Regions from separate parts of the Homo sapiens genome. Here region 1 is linked to region 2. Evidence: chromatin contacts called from ENCODE Hi-C or POLR2A ChIA-PET data. All regions are on one chromosome and are shown on one strand. Each heading gives the region's core, a stretch centred on a gene start or an enhancer-like site at or near the end of the contact. The rest is flanking DNA. Distances are from core to core; before and after follow the strand shown.

Evidence for each region. A loop is a pair of places that touch in the nucleus more often than their neighbours do. ChIA-PET counts read pairs that join two places held with the same protein, here RNA polymerase II (POLR2A). Pooled maps may share reads with other maps.
Region 1: a loop to region 2 is called in a map of CD14-positive monocyte, with 5 times the contacts of the local background. The contact joins two enhancer-like sites. A Hi-C loop is called at or near these places in 6 of 168 maps with a recorded cell type or tissue (CD14-positive monocyte, Calu3, GM23248 and 3 more) and 7 of 50 pooled maps. POLR2A ChIA-PET finds 5 or more read pairs at or near these places in 2 of 52 experiments (A673 and BJ).

Annotation. Positions count from the first base shown.
Region 1 is chr4:74,669,943-74,673,002 of GRCh38, reverse strand. No RefSeq gene overlaps it. Among named protein-coding and RNA genes, the nearest start is that of BTC, 120 kb to the left of the region's middle. Within about 2 kb of position 1,747, at least 2 of the 41 ENCODE cell types and tissues checked have a DNase peak (open chromatin) inside an H3K27ac peak, as active enhancers do.
Region 2 is chr4:74,396,954-74,400,116 of GRCh38, reverse strand. No RefSeq gene overlaps it. Among named protein-coding and RNA genes, the nearest start is that of EREG, 33 kb to the right of the region's middle. Within about 2 kb of position 1,901, at least 7 of the 41 ENCODE cell types and tissues checked have a DNase peak (open chromatin) inside an H3K27ac peak, as active enhancers do.

The sequences.
Region 1 (3,060 bases), core at 498-2,997, 270 kb before region 2:
TCATTAGAATATAATTTGAAAAATACAAAACCAGAAATGTGTTCAATATACAAGGTGGAGTCACTTTGTCCAGGAGCTCCAAGTAGAATAATGAAGGGAGATTGTGTGATGCACCTTTTTTGAGTGTTGTACTGCTAGGAGGAAGAGAGGGAATGGTGGTGGATGTGGAGGGTGGAGTCCAGAAAGATAAATGCATAACAACCAGTCCACTGGACCACTGATCTGGAAATCCTTGGCAATAATTCTTATTATAGTTTATCATTGTAGTTCTGATAAAATGTTGGGTACAAGACACAGATGTAGTGAACTAAGGAGCGACTGGGAAGGGTGGAAGAGGATACTTTTGCATTAGCCTCTCTTCTGGAAAGTTTGAGAAAGAGAGGAGAGAACTGGATAAGGAAAAGGGGTCAAGGAAGAAACTTTAAAGATGGAACAATCATAGGCGGTGTTGGAACAATCATAGGTGGTGTTGGGGAACAATCATAGGTGGTGTTGGGGAATAAACCAATAGAGCCAGAGGAAGAGCTGGAATTAGTTACAGGGATGGAGCTGTGTGAGAGCTTTAGTTTCTTGGTAGGAGGTTGTAGGAGAATGCGATCTGCAGCGCCGAAAGGTGAGGAGAGCCCACTTTCTTCTGAGACAGAGTCGGCAAGGGAAAGAAAAGAATCAGACTCAGGGCATTTTTAGGACACAGTGAGGAGGTGAAATTCTCAATGGCCTGCTTTTTTTTAGTGAAGTAAATGTTAAGGGCATGTGCTGAGCTGAAGGGAGTGAAGGTTGGGTCAGAGGAGATTTGAGGCAGTGAAACATTGGAATAGCCTCTAAATGTGAATGCTACCCCTGAAATCCATTGGCTCACTAATGCCTGGCCAATGAAGAGATAGTGTTTCTTTTGACAATTATACTTTCAACTTAATGGGGTAGTTATTTTTGATGAGTCCTGTCGTTATTATGGGCTGTTAGTAAGCACTATATTGTGTGTGGGCTTACTCTTATTTCCAAGGCTAATTATTGTTAATACTGTTTTGCTGTTTTAATTTCCTAATAAGAAAGCACAATAAACATTAATGCTTAGAACAGAAGGCTCAGCATATAGTGGCCCAATCAAGAAGTCATGGAAGCACATTAGTCAGCTGAAGCATTTTAACTGTCAGCCAAGCAAATGCATATAATCATCTTAAAACATATGGGCACATGCATGCATTTGTTCAGTACACACTTGTTTATCATCTACTCAGTGCCAGGTCCTCAGAAGCCAATGAGGATTCAGCAATAGAAAACCCAGTCCTCATCTATGAGGAGTAAATAATTTTGTAGATGTAGATTTGGGATTTATCCAATACATCTACTGGATTTCCAATATTGGGATTAAATACTACAGGTGTTAATGTAACCTATGAGGAATATTTTAATTTAATTTAATTCAGATTTCTGTAATATCTCTGGTGGTGCTACTCACTTGCAAATCACTGAGACTATATTTTTATGTTACTAAACTGCATTTTGTGCCCCAGAAGCAAATAATAATGTGAAAAAAAATAGCCTCTGGTACACCACTTTGTTTTTTACCCTCTGCCCTCAGCCTTCAAATTACCATTTTATGCAGGAAACTGCCCTTTATTTTAGTCACCCCCTCCATAGATATCCTTGAGCTCTCTGCCAATAGTAAATAAATGATGGCTGCTTTCCAAGCTCCTGCCTTTAGCCTCTGGGGGGCATCGTTGCCCTTTCTTACCCATCCGTGTCTGTAAATAGGCTATTTAGGTGGAATAGAAGGTAATTCATATGCAGTAATAGAAGAAACCTTATAGGAAATTTCAACTTTGTTACAATCATCTTGATCTGAGATAATATATCTGCCCATTTCTTCTTTATTTTTACCATTGAAATAGTTATTTCATATCACACTATTTATCTTTCAGCCATTGAGGTTGGAGAGAAGTTGTATTGACAGTAATCTCCAAAGGACATTGCCAATTTCCTTCCTTCTTCCTTTCTCTCCTTCCCTTCTCACCACCTCTTTCTTTTTTCATTTCTTCCTTTCTTCATATATTCATTCATTTCAGAAGTATTTACTGAGCACATATTCTGTGGTAGGCTCTGTGTTAGATTTTACAGATATAAAGTGAACTAAGAAACTCTTTGCCCTCGGGAACCTTAAAGTCTAGACAGAGACAGATAATACATGCAATGATTGCACTACCTAGCACTTAAGGCTGTAATAGTGGTAGACACAGGACACTGTGGGAGAACATAAGAGAGGACTTATAGAAGAGTGTGAGAGTCAGGTAAGGCTGCCTTTAAATTGATTTGTTGAGAATGAGCAGGAGTTAGTCAGAGGAAGCTGGGTAGAGGGAAGGGAAAAATCTTGACTATCAATTTATAGTTTTTAGTTGAGATCCTTGATGTAGAGGAAATTAATCAGAGAATTACAATAAAATTATTGTAGCATCTTCTGGAAAGGCCCAAGAAAGAATCTATTTCTTTTCTGTACTTCTCCTTGAAACTCTGACTTCCTTTCCCATCTATCAATTCAGATTTGAGTTGGGAGATATTGGAGCACTATGCACCATATTTACTTCTCAGGTTACAAGGAATGAAAGGTATGAGATTTAATTCTGCCCACTCTGCTGTAGCTCATTGTTTCTAATACTGTAGGGTCTTTTTATATGGACGAATATAAGGACTGGATGGAAGTATGATCCATCACCCTCCCAACTGATGAGGAGGAGTGTGGATTCCTTCATTTCATTTAACTTTCCAATGTAGGCAGAACTTCGTTCTTACCTCCACGAAGTAGGCTCCCCAACTCAGCCTACACATTAGAACTTTTCAGGGATGTTTTGAAAAGCGTTGTTGCCACTGTTCTTCCCCAGGAAATCCTGACTTGGGAAATCTGAGATGGGACCTAAACATTTCTGCTTAAAAAAAAAAAATCCCGTAGTAATTTTGATATCAAGATGGTGTTGAGAATCAATGTCTTTTACCATACTACAGTAATATCTTGTGGTGGAAAGTTTTACCATTTGAGGTCACATGAATTTGACTCCTAATTGTAGT
Region 2 (3,163 bases), core at 652-3,151:
ATATTTTTTTCAGAATGGATTTCTCAAAGTGTAATTACCAGCTTAAGATTCTTGCTACATTTTGAAAAACAGTTTTTTTTAAAAAAGTACCAACTTATGTTCTAACCAGAAATGTATTCCCTACTCACTGACCTTTTATGTGGTGCCTAAGTATTTGCTCTTAAAAATGCCATTTTAATTAATATCTTCATTGGTAAATCTTTGTTCACATCCCTGATTATCAAGTCCCTCCAGCTCTGTGGGATTTCTTCAGACATGCATAAAACACTGTGCTACCTCTTCCCCACTCCTGCACTATAGCCTCTAAAACAGAATCAGCAGCCCCTCAGAGGTGGCTCTGAGTCTTCTTTACGGGCACCTGATGACAGCAAGCTGGAGAAAGACCTGAATATGCTTCCTTGTCTTCCGCAACTATACAGATGCCAAGGAAACCAAATGTCCCACTGAAAGGAAATGCTTCAGCTATAATACCATCTTCTCATGATGCTATTGAGAGGTGACAGGGTGCTGGCAGCCCTCACAGCCCTCGCTCGGTCTCAGCGCCTCCTCTGCCTGGGCTCCCACTTTGGCGGCACTTGACAAGCCCTTCAGCCCACCGCTGCACTGTGGGAGCCCCTTCCTGGGCTGGCCGAGGCCGGAGCTGGCTCCCTCAGTTTGTGGGGAGGTGTGGAGGGAGAGGCCCGGGCGGAACCCGGGCTGCGGGTGGTGCTTGCTGGCCAGCACAAGTTCCGGGTGGGCGTGGGCTTGGCAGCCCCGCACTCAGAGTGGCTGGCCAACCCTGCCTGCCCTGAGCAATAGGGGGCTTAGCACCCGGGCCAGCGGCTGCGGAGGGTGTGCTGGGTCCCTCAGCAGTGCCAGCCCACGGGTGCTGCGCTCGATTTCTCCCCGGGCCTTAGCTGCCTCCCCGCGGGGCAGGGCTCAGGACCTGCAGCCTGCCATGCCTGAGCCTCCCCCACCCTCTGTGGGTTCCCGTGCGGCCGGAGCCTCCCCAAAGAGCGCCGCCCCCTGCTCCATGGCGCCCAGTCCCATGGACCACCCAAGTGCTGAGGAATGCGGGTGCACTGCATGGGACTGGCAGGCAGCTCCACCTGCGGCCCGGTGGGGGATCCACTGGGTGAAGCCAGCTGGACTCCTGACTGGTGGGGACTTGGAGAACCTTTATGTCTAGCTAAGGGATTGTAAATACAGCAATTGGCACTCTGTATCTAGCTCAAGGTTTGTAAACACACCAATCAGCACCCTGTGTCTATCTCACGGTTTGTGAATGCACCAATCAACACTCTGTATCTAGCTACTCTAGTGGGGACGTGGAGAACCTTTGTGTCTAGCTCAGGGATTGTAAACCCACCAGTCAGCACCCTGTCAAAACAGACCACTTGGGTCTCTGTAAAATGGACCAATCAGCAGGATGTGGGTGGGGCCAGATAAGAGAATAAAAGCAGGCTGCTGGAGCCCGCAGTGGCAACCCGCTCAGGTCCCCTCCCACGCTGTGGAAGCATTGTTCTTTCACTGTTTGCAATAAATCTTGCTGCTGCTCGCTCTTTGGGTCCACACTGCCTTTATGAGCTACAACACTTACCGCCAAGGTCTGCAGCTTCACTCCTGAGCCAGCGAGACCACGAACCCACCAGAAGGAAGAAACTCCGAACACATCCAAACATCAGAAGGAACAAACTCCAGACACGCCGCCTTTAAGAACTGTAACACTGCGAGGGTCCGCGGCTTCATTCTTGAAGTCAGTGAGACCAAGAACCCACCAATTCCGGACACACTACCTTCCACCTTCCATGGAAGATGCAGGAAGCTGTGTGTTTCCCTAGTTTCTATTGCCCAGGAATACTTCTGATAAAACATTAAGAATGTGTTCCTGAATTCTTACCAAAAACGAAACCAAAACTGTAAAAGCACAACTGGTGTAATTCTGTAAGGAGAAATACAATCACCCCAGATGTAATTTAGAAATAACTAGAAGTGATTTGAACAAATTATTTAAATTTTTTATTTCTCCCAAGTAACCACCAGTTGTGAGGAACTTCTTTCGAAGTAGTAATAACAGATGGTACTTATTGAACATTCAGTATCTGCCAAATGCTGTTCTTAGCATTTTATATGTATTGATTCAGTGAATTCTTATAGTAGCCCTGTAAGGCAGAGTTGCTATAGAGATGAGGAAATGGTGGCACAGAGAGGTTAGGTAACATGCTCAAGGTGCTTAGTCCCTCTCCTGAACTGGCATGAAAGGTCTCTTCTGTTTAATTTATAAACAATGATAGAACAAATATTGATAGTTCATAGTGATAAAAATAAATAAACCTTTAGGAAAAGCTCTTCCTTACAGTAGAACCCCAAATAACAAATGTAGAAGAAATGATCAAATAGGAAAAACATCAATATGGAAACTAGTGGGTGAAATTTAAATGAGAAACAGTATATTTACATGGTCCAAAAATATCTCCCCACAAATTAGTTATTAATTATAAAGGGCAAAATAGTAAATTTATAGTGGATAAATCTAATAAATGTCATCTTAACAAAATGATCAATCTTAATATCATAAACATTAGGATAAATTGATATCCTGGGGTTCACAATATAAAGTATTCTGAGGGACACACTATTACTTCCAATATGTTCCCTCCAAAGATACATAATCTGATTTTAATTATTAACCAACATCAGAGAAATACAAAATGTGGGACAATTTGGAACAGAGTTGTAATCTTTACAAATATCTAGATCAAGAAGTCCAAAGAAATGCTGAGGAGCTGTTCAATGAAAAAGGAAATTAAAGAGATTGACAACAAAATGCAACCTGTGATCTTGGATTGAATTCTGAATGAAAAAAAAAAAAGAAATAATCATAAAGGACATTATTAGGATAATTTAAATTTGAGTTAATATGGAATCAATGTCAGATAAAAGTATTCAATGTTTAATTTCCTGATTTTGACAACTTGACTATGGTTTTATAAGAGAATATCCTTATTCTTAGGAAATAATCACTGAAGTATTCAGAGGCAGAGCTTTGCAATATCTGTAACTTTTCTCAAATTGTTCAGAGAGGGAGAAGGAATGATGAAGCAAGTAGGGTGAAAAGCTCATAGGATAACTTATGATTGAATCATTTGCCAAGTTATCCTGTAGATATTAATATAGATATATT